Linked DNA regions of Homo sapiens: region 1 is linked to region 2. The links are chromatin loops, found by intact Hi-C in ENCODE. Cell type or tissue: psoas muscle. All regions are shown on one strand. Each heading gives the region's core, and the rest is flanking DNA. Links, peaks and the distances in the headings are about the cores only.

Region 1 (8,213 bases), core at 214-8,213, 71 kb before region 2:
GTCGAGCCCTGTGACAAGCACCCGGGCTAACCTATATGAACAGCTGGTCAGTGAACAGGGCAGGCTCAGACCTACAGTGAACCAGGGCGGCAACTGCATTTGAGGATGATATTTGGGAAAACGTGTGATTGTCGGCTCCCAGGTGATGTGTTCCAAGACTTTACATCACAATATCCAGAGCTTCTAATGGTAAAGGGGGTCCTTGTACCCTGGGTCACCATGCTCAGTTGCCTAGGCTGTGCACTGCACAAGGGCACGATGCATGTTTATTACAATAATTTTTCTGCAAAGGTTCTGTTTGAATAGTAACTACCCTGTTTCCACTCTACCTGGGCGGGCAACATAACGTAAATACACAGCAACACATTTCCAACCCCGATCCATGACAATGTAATCCATGCTGCCTTCAGATGAGAAACCTCATGCCCACCAGCTATGCAACACTCTTGCACTTTGCCCTCCCTTCACCCCCAGACCCCAACACCATCCCCGTTCCCACACTTCCACGCATTCATCTGAACCAACACCCGTGCCCTGGGTGCGAGCCTCAGGCATGAATTCAGAGTCCTTTTGGGCTTGAGCTAAACCAGCAAGGGGATGTCCCAAGGGGGCCAGTCCCCAGCTGCTGGGCTGTTTGTGGCTGGGCAGACGAGGAGTCCGTCGACGCAGAGGGTGCCCCGGTATCCTGTCCGTGGTTCTACCCTGTGGTAGAACAGCATGACGTAACCTACCATAGGGTAAAACCACTGGCAGGACACAGAGAGAGACACACACAGGGCGCGGCCACACCAGAAGCCCACCAAGCAGAGCCTGGAGAGGAGGTCACCACGGAAAAAAGGAACATCCATCCACGGGGCCAGCGCAGAAGGCAACGCCACCACCGAACAGAGGACCAGAAGCAAGTTAACCCAACACCAAGCGGGAAGACATGCCCACACCGGGAGAGGTCTCGAGCGGAGAGGTCGCTGCGGGCCACAGCGCTCTCTCTCTCTGCCGGGGCCCTTCTGCCCTGCTGTCCAAGGCAGCATTTCCCAGAGGGCCTGTTAACTTTTATGGGTGGACCAGGGTGAAGGCAAGACAATGCTTTGGACTCTTTTTAGGGTGACATAAGCCGTTACAGTTTTACTGACCCCAGGCATGTGACATGCAGTTGAGCCCTGCTCAAGGCCCTGTGGATCGTGACACAGCTTATCCACACGGGGACACCTGACTTCACCTGCCCTGGCTGCCTTAAGAGGAGGGGATCCCAGGGTCAACTCTAATGGATGACCACATGGCCCCTATATTCAACTGCCCAGATGCTGCTGGCCTGGTTGTTAAAGTACAGAAACATGACACATTGGTAGATAACAGAGCCATTGTACTGAGCTCTCGCCCCTCCCAGGAGTCCTCCGTCGCCTCATGACCCAGTAACTAAAGGCTTAATGTCCAGCCCAGTGGGGCACCCCAGGCCCCTGTTCCAGGCCCAATGGACTGGCCACATGGATTCACGTATTTTGTTTTTTTGTTTGTTTTGTTTTTGAGATGGAGTTTCGCTCTTGTTGCCCAGGATGGAGTGCAATGGCACGATCTCGGCTCACTGCAACCTCCTGCCTCCCAGGTTCAAGCGATTCTCCCGCCTCAGCCTCCCCAGGAGCTGGGATTACAGGCATGCACCACCACGCCCAGCTAATTGTGTATTTTTAATAGAGACGGGGTTTCTCCATGTTGGTCAGGCTGGTCTCGAACCCCCGACCTCAGGTGATCCACCTGCCTCAGCCTCCCAAAGTGCTGGGATTATAGGCGTGAGCCACCGCGCCTGGCGGGTTCACGTATTTTGAATGCCACACTGTGCCCATTCCTGAAGATGCATGAGAGCTTTGGGAGGGAATGTGAGCAGGGGGCAGGCAGCTTTCTGGCCATTGATGCTGTAGCCTGGGGAAGCGGGGTACAGGGCAGCCTTCCGGGGCACTCAAGCTCACCTGGCGATGCCCCCATAGTCCAGGCCCTCCTCGCCACGCATGATGATGTAGAGCCGGCGGCGCAGGTCATAGGGTTTCATGTTCATGATCTGGGAAGACAGAGCATCGGGCCAGCCTGCCACTCTCCCTTCCACAGCAGGCAGGGGCGGGAGGGACAGGGGACTCTAAGGCCCAATATCCAGCAGACACAGTCACCAAGACTCACGCCCTGGAAAGTCTGCAGTGTGGGTTTAACAGGCCACGCGATAGGAGATGGGGTGCTGGGAGGAGGGCGTCGGCCTGCCACTGGTTTCGGGCACCATGATCTAACCTGTTGGAAGGAATCTTCGAAAAGCGTCTGCCTGGAAACGCTGATCTTCACGTGGCTAGGTAGGGCATTTGACTGAAAAAAAAAAAAGAAAAGAACTTTAAATCGAGCCTCAAGTGGTCATCTGTTCTCCTGTCTGTATGAACAGGCATTCCCCAGCCTGCTGGGCCAGGAGGCAATAGCATGTGCCCTAGGAATGAAAACTAGCTTCCTAGAGACAGCCAGCTCCGGGTTAGACAAGTGTCTTGCGCCCGCCTAAGACACAAACATTCCGATACCTGCTGCTGTGCCGGGAACTCACACTGAAATAACTCAATAACCCCAACTGCCACGGGAGCCCCAGTACCAGAACTCACATGGCAGAGGAAACGGAACTGGTGATACTTCCACCGAAAACTGCGGTCATAAGCACCAGGGGAACCTTGCTTCGTCCTAGGAAGAGCAAAGATGTTCAGGGGTTCATGCGATTTCTCAGAAAATGAACAATTTGTCTTTGTCAGCCCTAAGGAAAGCTGGTGCTATGTTAATTTAAAGATTAGTAATGTAAGGTGAGGAAGTGACTGTCATTAAGATCCTTGAAGAATAAAAAAGAAAATCTAGAAATAAAGCCAGACTTCTTGCTTTTAGAGAAATAACTCTAGTGTCATTCGGAATAAACAGGATAGTCCCTTCCTCCCCATCCCATCTTATTTATTTGTTTGTTCGTTTTCTAGAGACGGGGTCTTGCTCTGTCACCCAGGCTGCAGTGCAGTGGTGTGATCATGGCTCACTGCGGCCTCGAATTCCTGGTCTTAAGCGATCCTCCCGCTTTAGCTTTCCAAGTAGCTAGGACTACAGGAGTGTGCTACCACACCGAGCTAATTTTAAATGTATTATTATTTTTTAGAAACAGGGACTCACTCTGTCACCTGAGCTGGAGTGCAGTGGTGCCATCATAGCTCACTGCAGCCTCAAACTCCTGAGCTCAAGGGATCCTCCCACCTCAGCCTCCTATGTAGCTGGGACTACAGGCATGCACCACCACATCCAGCTAATTTTTAATTTTTTTTTGTAGAGATGGGGTCTTGCCATTTTTCTCAGCCTGGTTAATCTTTTTTATTGTTGTGGAGACACGGTCTCGCTATGTTGTCCAGGCTGGTCTCAAACTCCTGGGCTCAAGCTATCCTCCCATCCCCTTTAATATGACATCAACATTGGCCACTAGAGGGCAGTAAGGGCAGTAGAACGCACCACAGGGGCCACCCAAAGTGGGCCTCCCAGAGCCAGAACAAGGACAGCCTGGGCCTCGGCTCCTGACACTGCTGCTACCTGCACAAAGTCCTTACCCCGACTCAAACCCCGGGCGAGGATCCTTAAAGGTGGTGGTGCGGGTATTGTGGTCCACAAAGTATCGCACCCCCTCGCTGGTGTATTTCATCTCCCATCCTGGGGGCAGAGCTGGTTCCTGGATCATCCTGGAAACACGGGAAGAAAAGGGTGAAGGGCTGGCCCCACCTTCTGGACCTTGGTGGTTGGAGGCTGGGTCCTCAAAGTGTGGCTTTGTCTCTGCAGAGCCCATGAGGGACTTTGAGGACATGCACCCAAGAAGCATGACCCAAGTCGTGAGAACAGTTCTGCAGCACGGAGAGGTCACTTATTATCTCATGGCCAAAAACCCAGCCCTGCATGGATGGCATTGGACTGAGCAGCCACCAGCAATCCTGAGGCACCCTGTGCCCCAGCACAGCTTCACTTGGGGGTGTTGGGAGACCAGGATGCCCTCAACCTTTTTGCAATCCAATTATCAGCAGCCAGCACAATCAGTATGGAGACCAGCAACACCCGCCAGCCGGGCCGCCCTCCATCCACCAGGAAGGTCTATTTAAGAAACCCCTTTTAAGCTCTCATCAGGCCAACAGTGTATCTGTACGGTGAGAGTCTCAAGACACTTGTGTGTGGCTAAAGGTCCCTGACATCAGCCCTCTGGGACGATGCAGTCCAAAGCCACCTGCCCAGTGCTGGAGCTGCACAGAGACCCAGCCCAGCCCGGCCCCCCTCTCAGCCCAAGTCCTTACCCCTGGGTCCGGGGATCCTCCCACTGGGTCGTGCGAGTGTTATGGTTCACGTAATACACCCGTCCATTGTCCTGTCTCTTCTCTGCCACATGAGAAGAAAGAAAGAACATCAGATTCAAACACGGAGAGCCGGTGTCCTTTCCCTGAGGTTCCCACCTCCTGGGTGCTGGGTCTGAGTTTATCTCCCTGTTGTCAGCCTGTTAGAGAAGAACCAGCCAAAGCCAAGCTCACTCACACTTGTCACTGGGAAAGGGACAAAGAGGGTCCTTCCTTGTTGGTGGTGGGGGGCGGGGGTGACATACTTCCAACTCGAGATGAAGCACTTCTTTGGTTGATTGGTCGGAGGGAGGGGGTGGTGTGGCCACCCAGAGGGAGCAGCACAGCTCAAACCAGAGGCATAATTGCTCCCAGCTGTGTGCAGCATGGAAGCCGGGCAGTCCCTAACCCGCCAGGCCCCCCACCCAAGTCCCTCACAGCTGATCCCTGGTCCTGGGACCCTCTGCACTGCATGCAGCTAACCTGGGCGCCTCTGTCCTACAGGGCGTGGTCCTTATGGAGTGGCTGCATTTCCCTCGCACCTCTCTGATCAGTGCTCTGCACCCTGCGCCCCTGTACCCTCCAAGTTCTCCCTCTTCTCCCACTTACAGGCTAAGTCTTGTTCTAAAACTCTCATACCCTGGCACGCCTCTTTCTTGCTTATAAGCAAATAAATGATATCTGGGGCTGAGGACACTTACACTGCCCAGCCTCTTCTTAGACTTGTATCTTTTTTTTCTTTTTTATATAAAGACAGGGTCTCGCTATGTTGTCCTGGCTGGTCTCGAACTCCTGGCCTCAAGTGATCCTCCCGCCTCAGCCTCCCAAAGTACTGGGATTACAGGCAATAAGCCACCGTGCCTGGCCTGCCTATCCTGTTCTTAGGCCTAAGTATGTGCTTTGAGACAGGGGAATGTTCATGGAGTGGGGCTGGGGAACAAATACACTTTTCCTCTGCTCTGAACAATCTCTGTTCTCTTGCCCTTTACTGATATACTGATAAGGGCTCTGGGGTCCCCAAGGGAGGAGTCTGTGCTCCAGGGGCAGACCCAACCCTAGCTGGTGATTCTGGACCTTGAGAGGGATTGAAAGGGATAACCTCTCAGCTCCAGGTAGACAGGAGAAAAAAAAAACAAAAAACTAGGGGGTAAAGCTCTTGGCTCAAAAGAGGTCACCTTTCCCAGGAAGTTCCTGAGCCTTCAAATCTGCTTCTCTCCTGAAAACAAATGATGCTAATGGCTCTCCTTTTACAAGACAGGGCAGCATTAAAGAAACAAAAATAATCAGTTCCAGAAGCTACAGGGAACCAGAAAGCTGAAAAAGGAGCAGAACAGGGAAGTGCAACAACCCCCTCCTGACTCCAAGACTCGAGCTGCAGTGCTCCCAACACCAGACCAAGGCCTCAGTCTCCCTCCCACTCTCTGCCTTACCTGGTATCTATGACTCGACTGAAATTTTACAAACAGACATTATTTGTCAATCATACCTCAGTAAAGCTGGAAAAACAAATAAATAAAATAAAAATAAAGACAGGCTGGGCACGGTGGATCACGCCTGTAATCCCAGCACTTTGGGAGGCTGAGGCAGGAGGATCGCTCGAGCCCAGGAGTTCGAGACCAGCCTGGGCAACACAGCGAGACTTCATCTCTATTTTGTAAATAAAAAATAAATAAAAGAAAGCCAAAGGAAAGAAAGAACAGGAGGTGCCCAGAGCTGTTACAGAGCTACCACCACCTCAGAACACACAGAAGGAAGGCTTCCCAAGAGGTTTCCAGGGGAGGGGCTGCTCCCAGCCCCGAAGCTACTGCTTTGAACTAGATCCTCCACGTCTGCCCTGTTAAGGGCCAAAGCCAAGGCTAACCACAGGGCCAGGGGGATCTGTCCAGCGGGCTTGAGGCCTGTGTCGTCATTTCTGGCACTGCTGCTGTGTGGAGGCCTCCCAAGGCCGGCTGGCTGCCTCGCGGCATTCAGTTTCAGTTGGGGGCTGGGAAAGACCCCAGGAACACCTGGCTCGACCTCATTTTAGGACAAAGGGACTCAGACATATTCAGCCACAGGCCCAGGGTCAGGGCTGCCGAGGGCAGATGTGGATCTGAACCCGAGGTGTCCTGAGTCCCACAGCAGTGTGTGGGGAAGATGCGGGGTCTCTCCTGGGGCAGCAGAGAGGGACACCAGCAGGCTGGGTTAGCAAGCTGCCGATCACTCTCACTTGGTCTGGCTGTTCTTCCTGTTCATTCTCGGTGAGCCCTGGGGAGCCGGCCCCAGCCACAGCCCTGGGGCAGCCAACACAGATCCCCAAGGATCTGAGATTCAGAAGGAGCCCTGGCCTTTAGCCAGAATGTTCTTCCTCTTAATTCTAGACTATGACAGTTTTGTGGGTTTTTTTCTGATCGTTCATTAACAGTATCGACTCTGACCACGGCTCCTCCATTTCTATCTCAAATATTTCCACACTTAGCATTCGAGAGCTGTTTTCAAGTCTCCATCAGCTGTGCTTACCTGGTGACCATCACTCAGCAGAACTGGCATGAAAACCCACTTGACTGGGCTACATCACCTGCCTCTACAGAGCCTGAAATACACTAGAAGTCCCCGGCTTCTATGCCACTGGCTACTAAACAGCAGTACAGATTCTTGTTTAATCTGACGCATTTTCCCCTGCCTACTGACGACGCAGGGTCTTCAGAGTTTTACTCTCTCGCATTGGAGTTGCTGCCAATCTCTGAGATACTAATGATCTTTCTTTGGTCCAGGGAGCCATGTGGGGCAGCTATCTGCGTAAGGGATCCCCAAGCTGAACATCAACAAATGTGTGGAAGCTTCACTAAATGATCTCTCCAATCAGAAGGACCAGAAGGCCCTTCTGGCACACTGGACTGCAGTGCTCATTGACTAAGTGGTACCCTGCAGGTATAACAGGGTTGACACAACCTCTTAAATAACTACCCGAGAGCAGAAGTGTCTGCATCGAGAAGATCCAGCTCCAAACCTGCATGTTTCCAGGCATCAGATGCCCATCCTATCACTGCCAACTTCCCAGGATGCACCTCTCCATCTTTGTTGTCGAGCGCACCCCCTCCCAGTTTCACACCATCTGTCAACACCACCAAACCAACGTTTACCGTCTTCTGCTGGCCTAACCAATAAATGAAACCCAACACATGCTGGTTCCCGCAAAAACTGCTTTCTTCTGCTCCCAGTGACTCTCACAAGATTAAATAAAACTCTGCCCCAGCTCTATCAAATGCGCTAAGTCTCATCATCTCTAATGACCCTTTTTGCATGGCTACTCTTTCCTAGAATAGCCATGAAGCCTATCATCTCTCCTAAGTCATGGATGTCCATCCCTTAACTCACTGTCAGCAAATCACATCAAGGACTTGGGATAGGTAAGAGGCGGCTACCAAGCGCGAGGAGAAATCTACACGGCGATAATAACTAGCAGCGATGCGTTTCCAGAGTCACCACCTGGCATTCAACTCTCGTATCTGCTTCCCTCTGGCCTCTTTCACAGCTATGTCAGAAATAAAAAGGTGGCTTCTATTAGTCAAAATTAGACCAAAGTCCTCCAACATCTCAGCTGCAAAGAAAGATTTGTTAGGGTGGATCATTCCAACCATACGGTCACAGATCTGAAACAAATCCATTTGGGAGTTAGGCAGTGTCAAAATATCTTAGTGGTAGCATGGACTCTTGAGTAGACACCTTGAAACTCAAGACCAAAAGCCAATAGCCCCCCAGCTGCTCAGGGACATCTTTTCTTAGGGTCACACTCCTTTAGCGATGGTGGGTGGATGCTACAGTGGTTCGGTGGAGCTTGGTTACTTTCCCAGCTGCCCAGCTCCATCACCTGTA
Region 2 (8,390 bases), core at 284-8,283:
TGGCGTGAGGGTATGGTCAAAAAAACAGCAAGAATGTGGATGGGAATGTGATTCAGGCAAAATTCAAGACCCTACAAACATTTCTAAATTAATACATGTAGGATTCTATAAAGACTAGGGACATATCTCTCCCAAATGCCGAGAATTCATGGCTAGGCCGGGGGTGGCGGCTCACACCTGTAATCCCAGCACTTTAGGAGGCCAAGGGCGGAGGACTGCTTGAGCCCAAGAGTGCAAACCCAGCCTGGCAGCACAGGGAGACCTCGTCTCCATAAAAAATTATTTTAAATTAGCCAGGTATAGTGGCAAGTGCCTGTGATCCCAGCTATGCGGGAGGCTGAGGTGGGAGAATCATTTGAGCTGGGGAGGTCGAGGCCGCAGTGAGCTGTGATCACACTCACACCACTACACTCTATCCTGGGCAATAGAGCAAGAGACCCTGTTTCCAAAAAAAAAAAAAAAAAAAAAAAAAAGAATTCATGGCTGGCTGGATACCAGGTTCCAAGCATACTTTTCTATCTTGGTAAAAGAGGCCCAGAATATGAAAGGGAGGTTCATTGACCCCAGATTCAGGCCCACTGGTATTCAAGTTCAGCAAAAGAGAAGTTTCAAGGTATAAAAACTGATTACTGGCCAGGCATGGTGGCTCATGCCTGTAATCCCAGCACTTTGGAAGGCCGAGGTGGTTGGATTGCCTGAGGTCAGGAGTTCGAGACCAGCCTGGGGAATGGAGGCTGCAGTGAGCTGAGAGAGATCCTGCTGCTGCGCTCCAGCCTAGGTGACACAGCGAGACTCCATCTCAAAAAAACAAAACAAGGGCCAGGCGCGGTAGCTCACGCCTGTAATCCCAGCACTTTGGGAGGCCGAGGTGAGTGGATCACCTGAGGTCGGGACTTCCAGACCTGTCTGACCAACATGGAGAAATCCCGTGTCTACTAAAAATACAAAATTAGCCGGGCATGGTGGCGAATGCCTGTAATCCCAGCTACTCAGGAGGCTGAGGCAAGAGAATCACTTGAACCCTGGAGGCTGAGGTTGCAGTGTGCCGAGATCACACCATTGCACTCCAGCCGGGGCAACAAGAGCGAAAGTCTGTCTCAAAACAAACAAACAAAACAAAACAACCTGATTATTGATTTTCCTCCTATAAAACAGGCACAAAAAGTAAAATTACCTAATAAAACTCCTCTCACATTCCAATCCGGGTAAGCGGTATTTGCCTAGGATTACTAGAACCAAGAGGGCTCCCCACCTCAAGTCTGTCCTTCCTCTGAGCACACTCTTAACTGGTCATTGTCTTTTAATAGCTGCATGGAAAAAAAAATTCAGTGGAGCTGGGCCAGTTTCCAGCAAGACAGAACCAGAAAGAAACAGGCACTTAAAATAGAAGCATGAAAAAATAAAAAAGGAAGCCGTAATGGGAAAAGAAACAGTGTCCACCACCCAGAGAAGCGCCAATAAATAAACCTACTCCCACCTGCACCCCCCTCAATTCTTCCTCCCCACTCAAATGTGGATTAGAAAAAAAAAAAAAAAGGAGAGGGCGGGTAAAAGGAGAAGTGAACCGGGAAAGGCACAATTAGAGTTAAAATGGGCCCCTTCTGGTCACTGCAAGCGCAATTTACGGCTCCATTCCACACCCTACCTCTGGACTGCCAGCCTCACAAATGACAGGGAAGGTAAAAATAAAATCGCTGCCAAGTCCATTCTAAATTACAGAAAGACTTCCGGAAGACAAACAATTTCCTTTTGCGCACCCTAGAGTACAGAGCAACCTTCTCAAAGGTGGCAATTTCATTAGACTAAAAAAACTCACCTTGAGAGAGAAGGTATAGTAAATGGTGACTTGTCCAATCTACTTCCAGGCCGTATGTTGGGCTTAGCTGAGAAGAGTGCTCAAATGCCCTCCCAAACTTCAAAGAGAGCTAGAGAGTTCAGAGGGGAAGTGTTCACCTGCTCAACGTGGCCATTGATGGCTTGAGGTACCCTGAACAGAGACAGCAGCCTGTGATTTGTCCTATGACCTGAGATCCCCTGACCCTGAATTATGAGTGCATAGGACACTGTTGCCGCTTAGGAGATGAGCATCCCCATCAACCTCCACTGTGCACAGGAGGAATCTCCATGGGGCTGGCCCCCAAGGAATGCAGAGCACAACCTGTACAGGTGCGCCAGAAAAGCCTCTTCACTTTCTCGCTACTGGCATCATTCCCTGTTTGAATCTGGCCCACTCACTGCCTCCTTTTACTATAGCTCCAGACCAGAAAGGACTACACAGGACCTTGAATGAATGGGGGACTACAGTATATTAGAGTGTTCTTTCTTTCCTTTTTTTTTTTTTAACTAGAGATCGAGTCTTGCTATGTTGTCCTGGCTGGTCTCAAACTCCTGGCCTCAAGCAATCCTCCAGCCTCGGCCTCCCAAAGTGTTGGGATTAGAGGCATGAGCTGGGTAGAGCATTATTTCTAAGTGTTCTGACACGACAAATCACAAGGCAGGAATTCAGCAGGACGGAGGCAGGCTCCAAAAAGAATATGTTCAATGGACATCCCTCAAAATACCTCTCTAGACCCCTACCAAGGGAGAGTCAGACCCTTTGCTGATCTACTTGCCCGGCATTCTCTTCCTGGACTTTCCACCCAGGTGGCCAAATTCCTAGGCCAAATCTCAGTCCAAATGTCCCTCATCTCCCAGGCTACAGTAAATTTCCTTTCATTCTCTCATAACATCCTAATTGTTCCCTTTATGGCACTGCTATGTGTCACTACACATTCATGAGGGCAGAGATCATGTCTTGTTTTGTGAACCTCTGGAGACTCAGCACCTAGTGTGTGCCTGGCCCACAGTAGGATTCAGGAAATATCTGTTGAATGAAGGAAAGATGCAAGCTGTCAGGTTCAAAATCACTCTTGGGCCTGTAACCTCCAGTACTTTGCATATTCTTTCCAATCCAGTCACTCATCACCTCCCCGACTCCTTTAAAGAATGGAATCGGACCACCACGCCTGGCTAATTTTTTTGATTTTTTTTTATAGCGATGGGGGTCTTGAACTCCTAAGGTGAAGTGATCCTCCCACCTCGGCCTCCCAAAGTGCTGGGATTACAGGTCTGAGCCACCATGGCTGGCCCATTAGAGAGAGTCTTTCTACTGTGGGGAGAATTTCTAAAATGACATCCCTCTCACTCTAGCCCCCCTCCAATGCCTAAAACCTGTGAATATGACAAGGTGCCACACCCTTGAGTATGTCGTCAAGTATGTCGTCGTGTACCACAGCAGACCTTAAGAAAGGGGATCATCGGGCGGGGCGGGGGTGGGGGGCGGTGCTCTCTCAGTCTAATTAGCATCACATCACCTCCTGGAAGCAGAGCGCCTTCTCCAGCAGGTGGCAGGAGAGAAAATCAGAGAGATTCAAATCACAGGGAGATCTGACACTCCTTTCCTGGCTCGAAGGTGGAGGGGGCACCGTGAGAAGGAATGCAGGGGTCGGGGCCAGGGGGAAGCTTAAGGAGTTGAGAGGGACCCCCGCTGATGGTCAGCAAGGAATGGGCACCTCAGTCCTACAACTGCAAATAACTAAATTCAGCTAAGGACCTGAATGACTTTTTTTTTCTTTTTCTTTTTTTTTGAGACAGGGTCTCCCTCTGTCGCCCAGGCTGGAGTGCAGTGGTGCAATCACAGCTCACTGCATCCTCGACCTCCCTGGGCTCAAGCGATCCTCCCGCCTCAGCCTCCTGAGTAACCGGGATGACAGGCATGCGCCACCATGCCTAGCTAATTTCTGTATTTTTTTTGTTGAGATGGGGTTTGGCTATGTTGCTTAGGCTGGTCTCAAACTCCTGTACTCAAGCCATCTGCCCACCTCAGCCTGCCAAAGTGCTGGAATTACAGGCGTGAGCCACTGTGCCCAGCCCTGAATGACCTTTGATATGAATTCTTCCCCAGTGTATGCAGATAAGAATGTTGTCCTGCCAGAGCCTTGATTTTGGCCTTGTGAGACCCTGAAGGGAAAAGTCAGCCGTGTGATCCTGGACTTATGACCTACAGAACTGTGAGCTAATAAATGGTGTTGTTTTAAGCCCTGAGTTTGTGGTGATTTGTTACAGAGCAATAGAAAATGAATGCAAATAAATGACAATTCAATTTCCACAGTAGAAGATGGAACTCTCAAATACATGCATGACTAGGGAACAGCCTTGACCCAGTTCTTGCTGGTCTAGTTCAGCAGCCCTCATACAGTTATGGCATCACTCTGTGGGATCCAGTGCCCATGTCGAAGGAGCAGCATTCCAGTGATCCTAATGTCCTCAAGGAGACACTCAATCCTAAGATTCAATAATCACTTGGGAATTTGAACACCTAGTATAAATGAGATATTACCTATTCTTAGAGGGTAAGTAACATTCTTTTCTGGCAGAGTTGAAGTACACGGACTTTACACCTTCTTTTCCCAAACAAGACTTATTTATGTGTCAATTCTTCTCTGATTCCAATACTAACCTTAAAAGCTGCAAGGATTTGAAAAGAACAGTCGGTGAAAAGCATTCAACACAGAAATATCAATCATGAAGAAAAAAACAGATGAAGCCACAGAGACTGTGCAGGCAGTGGGACCCCAGCACACTCTTGGTGGTTCACCTTGCAAGCACAAGGCGGCTGTGATAAAGGGCGCCCCCTCTTCTCTGTGGTCCTCAAATTATCGCATCTCAGGAGTCAAGGCGCCAGGGAACGTAAACCAGCAACATGACCCACCCAGAAGTTTTGGCGAATGAAGAGCAGGAACACGAGACTCTTTCAGCTCAGCAAATATTTATTGAGCTGCTACTACGTGCAGTGAGGCACTATTCTAGGTCCTGCTGGGGACACAAAGATGAATGAGGCACACAGAGCCGTGGCCTGGTGTTTGAGTGAAAGCTTCAGCACCACTTCCCCCAAGCCCCTTCCTCCCCAAAAAAACCACAAACCAGGTGGAAGAAATAACTCCTCGGAAGTCTCCAATTCATCATCCTTTTTCTAAGTGTAAAGAAAAATGTATAACTTTATTTAAAAGAAAACTTTTTTTTTTTACTGGTTCTAAAGGTAAAATTTCAAAGAAAAGGAACAAAACCAACCGGGCCCTAATCTCCCATTCTCCACTACAAAATAATGAGTATCTGCACCACATCCTACTCTAGGTTTTCACTAATTTCATTAAATTTTCTTTGTGTCATTTTGTCGTTATAGAGTTGTACTGTTAGGCCGGATGCGGTAGCTTACGCCTATAATCCCAACACTTTGGGAGGCTGAGGAAAGAGGATCCAAGACCAGACTAGGCAACACAGGAAGACACTGTCACTACAAAAAAAAATTTAAAAATTAGCCAGGCATGGTGGCGCACACCTGTAGTCTCAGCTACCTGGGAGACTGAGGTGGGAAGATCACTTGAGCCTGGGAGGTCGAGGCTGCAGTGAGCTGTGATTGTGCCACTGCACTCCAGCCTGGGTGACAGAGCGAAACCCTGTCTCAAAAAAAAAAAAAAAAAAAAAAAAGAGTTGACCTTCAAAGGCCATTTGAAAACACAAAACACACAAAGTAGACCCAAAATATAGACATGCTGTATATAAAACTCAGCATAAGGCCAAACAGAAAACCTTCAGGCCGGGAGCCAGTCAATGAGCTCTTGCTCTCTTCACACCACTGGATGCAGAATTTCACACTCCATTATCAAATAGTCAGGGAGCCAAAGATACCTTCAACCCATCAAGACTTTTCTTGAAAAGGCAGACCAAACACAGTGGAAAGTGGAAAGTTACGCCAGGCGTGGTGGCTCACACCTGTAATCCCAGCACTTTGGGAGGCCAAGGCAGGTGGATCACGAGGTCAGGAGTTCGAGACCAGCCTGGCCAACAGGTGAAACCCCATCTCTACTAAAAATACAAAAACTAGCTGAGCGTGGTGGAGCGCGCCCAGCTACTCGGGAGGCTGAGGCAGGAGAATCGCTTGAACCCCAGAGGCAGAGGTTGCAATGAGCCGAGATGGCGCCACTGCACTCCAGCCTGAGCGACAGAGTGAGACTCTGTCTCAAAAAAAGTAAAAAAAGTGGAAAGTTAGTCAAAGATGGGAAACAGAAACTGTAGGACAGACAGAAATTAACAAGAGGAAGAAAACAACTCTAAAGATATCAAGAATCACGAGAAACATAAATGAACTGTGACAGTTTAAAATCATATGGTTTTTTAAAACTCTAGTTAAATGCTGTTACAAAAAAACACTACCTAAAATATAAGTACCAAATAGGTTAAAATGAAATGAATAGGGAAAAAAATATGCCAAGTGGACACAAAACAAAAGGAAGCTGGGATAGTTAGGTTAACGTCACACCAAACGGGTTTTGTTGTTGTTGTTGTATTTTTTTTTTATTTTTTATTTTTGAGATAGAGTCTCCCTCTGTCACCCAGGCTGGAGTGCAGTGGCGTGATCTCAGCTCACTGCAACCTCCACCTCCCAAGTTCAAGCAATCCTCCTGCCTCAGCCTCCCGAGTAGCTGAGACTACAGGCACATGCCACCACACCCAGCTAATTTTTGTATTTTTAGTGAGATGTGGTTTCACCATGTTGGCCAGGATGGTCTCGATCTCCCGACCTCGTGATCCACCCACCTCAGTCTCCCACAGTGCTGGGATTACAGGCGTGAGCCACCGCACCTGGCCACCAAATGGGTCTTTTAATGATTTTTAAAATTAAGGTATAATTTACATAGAGTAAAATTTACCCTTTCTAAGGGTACAATTTGGCAAGTTTTACCAAATGTTTATAGTGGTGTTACCATCACCACAACTGAGACATAGAACATTCCCATTGCTCCCAAAATTTCCTTGTGCCCCTTTGCAGTCAATCCCTCCTCCAATGCCCCCACATCTTCAGATTGGATTTCTGTCCCTAGAATTTTGCCTTTTCCAGGATGTTATATAAATGGAATCATATAGAACATAAGCTTCTATGTCTGGCTTCTTAAGCTTAGCCTAATACTTTTAAGAGTCATTCACGTTGTTAAGTTACTTTTTATTTGTCAGACCAAATAAATATACATCTTTTTTAGAGATGGGAGTCTTGTTATGCTGCCCAGGCTAGACTCGAACTCCTGGACTCAAGCAATCCTCCCAGCTCAGCCTCCCCAGTGGCTGGGACTATAGGCACATACCACTGTGCCTGGCTTCAGACCAAATAAATTTTAAGAGAAAAAGCACTAAAAACAAGAATAACAAGATAAGGCCAAAACGTTCTATTCATCCATAAGACATATGTCAAATTGTACTCTAGATCCAATGAAATAACCTCGAAATACATAAAGCAGAAATTCATCAGAATGATCTGGCACCACCCTTTACCAGTGTCATCTCTTCCTATGACTCCACTTCCCCTTCCTCTCCAGTGGGACTGGCCTCTCCACTGTTCCTTCAACTCCAAAGGCACATTCCTAACTTAAGGCCTTTCCAACAGCCATTCTTCTGCCCAAACTCTCTTTCCCCAGATATCCTCATGGTTACATTCCTTGCCTCCTTCAAATCTTTGCTTAAAAGTCACCTTCTCAACAACACCTCTCTTGACTGCCCTATTTAATACTGCAACCGGCTCTTATATGATACATTTATACATATTTTTCGCATGAATCAAACTCATTTTTTAAGTAATAAAAATCAATAAAACCAAGGGAAAAAAGGAACACTCTGGGATTCTGCATTATTATAGAAACCAAGGCACAAAATGTTTCTAGAGAGGACTAGTCCATGATGTTAAACTGGCAGACAGGTCAGGGGGGCTTTGGTGACTGTCATTGCAGCAGAATGATAGAGGCAGAGGGCAGACTGAAGTGAACTAAAAAATACTTAAGAAATAAGGATGGCAGACCCCAAGAATATTGAGACAAATACCTCCACTATATTTTCAATAAGTTAAGGGTGAAGAAAAACTTCATGAAACCCAGTACATGTGAAGCAGAATATAAATTCTAGATTTTAGTTCTGTTACTATTTTTATCTAAAACAAAATGAAAAGCCGGCTGGGGCTCAGCGGCTCATGCCTGTAATCCCAGCACTTTGGAAGGCCAAGGCTGGTGGATCGCTTGAGTTCAGAGTTCAAGACCAGCCTGGGGAGACCTTATCTCTACAAAAAATTTTAAAAATTAGCCTACTGTGGTGGTGCACACCTGTAGTCCCAGCTATTTGGGAGGCTGAGGCAAGAGGATCACTTGAGCCTTGGAGGTTGAGGCTGCAGTGGGCCTTGATTGCACCACTGTACTCTAGCCTGGATGACAGAACAAGACCCTGTCTCAAAATTTTAAAAAACAAAAAAGAGGCTAGGCGCGGTGGCCCACACTTGTAATCCCAGCACTTTGGGAGGCCAAGGCAGGTGG

What was found. A loop is a pair of places that touch in the nucleus more often than their neighbours do. Peaks named below come from ENCODE experiments on the same cell type or tissue, not always from the same donor. Only the 100,000 strongest peaks of a DNase experiment are listed, where the experiment ranks them.
Region 1: a loop joins it to region 2, with 2.4 times the contacts of the local background. A loop is called at or near these places in 26 of 110 quality-filtered maps.

What each region holds. Positions count from the first base shown.
Region 1 is chr16:69,925,639-69,933,851 of GRCh38, reverse strand. It overlaps WWP2 (WW domain containing E3 ubiquitin protein ligase 2), which reads right to left. Exons shown (of 24, transcript NM_001270454.2): 12 at 4,323-4,404; 13 at 3,594-3,722; 14 at 2,625-2,700; 15 at 2,272-2,343; 16 at 1,962-2,050. It overlaps MIR140 (microRNA 140), which reads right to left and starts at 771; the gene lies at 672-771. RefSeq lists silencers at 1-190, 3,392-3,549. In psoas muscle, for the core only: a CTCF peak has its summit at 3,466 (motif pointing right); DNase peaks (open chromatin) are centred at 3,531, 6,251 and 6,581; H3K4me3 peaks cover 2,903 bases; H3K27ac peaks cover 1,815 bases.
Region 2 is chr16:69,854,792-69,863,181 of GRCh38, reverse strand. The region is part of intron 6 of WWP2 (WW domain containing E3 ubiquitin protein ligase 2); the gene reads right to left. Among named protein-coding and RNA genes, the nearest start is that of MIR140, 74 kb to the left of the region's middle. In psoas muscle, for the core only: a CTCF peak has its summit at 3,381 (motif pointing right); no DNase peak of the experiment used is centred there; H3K4me3 peaks cover 1,024 bases; H3K27ac peaks cover 3,150 bases.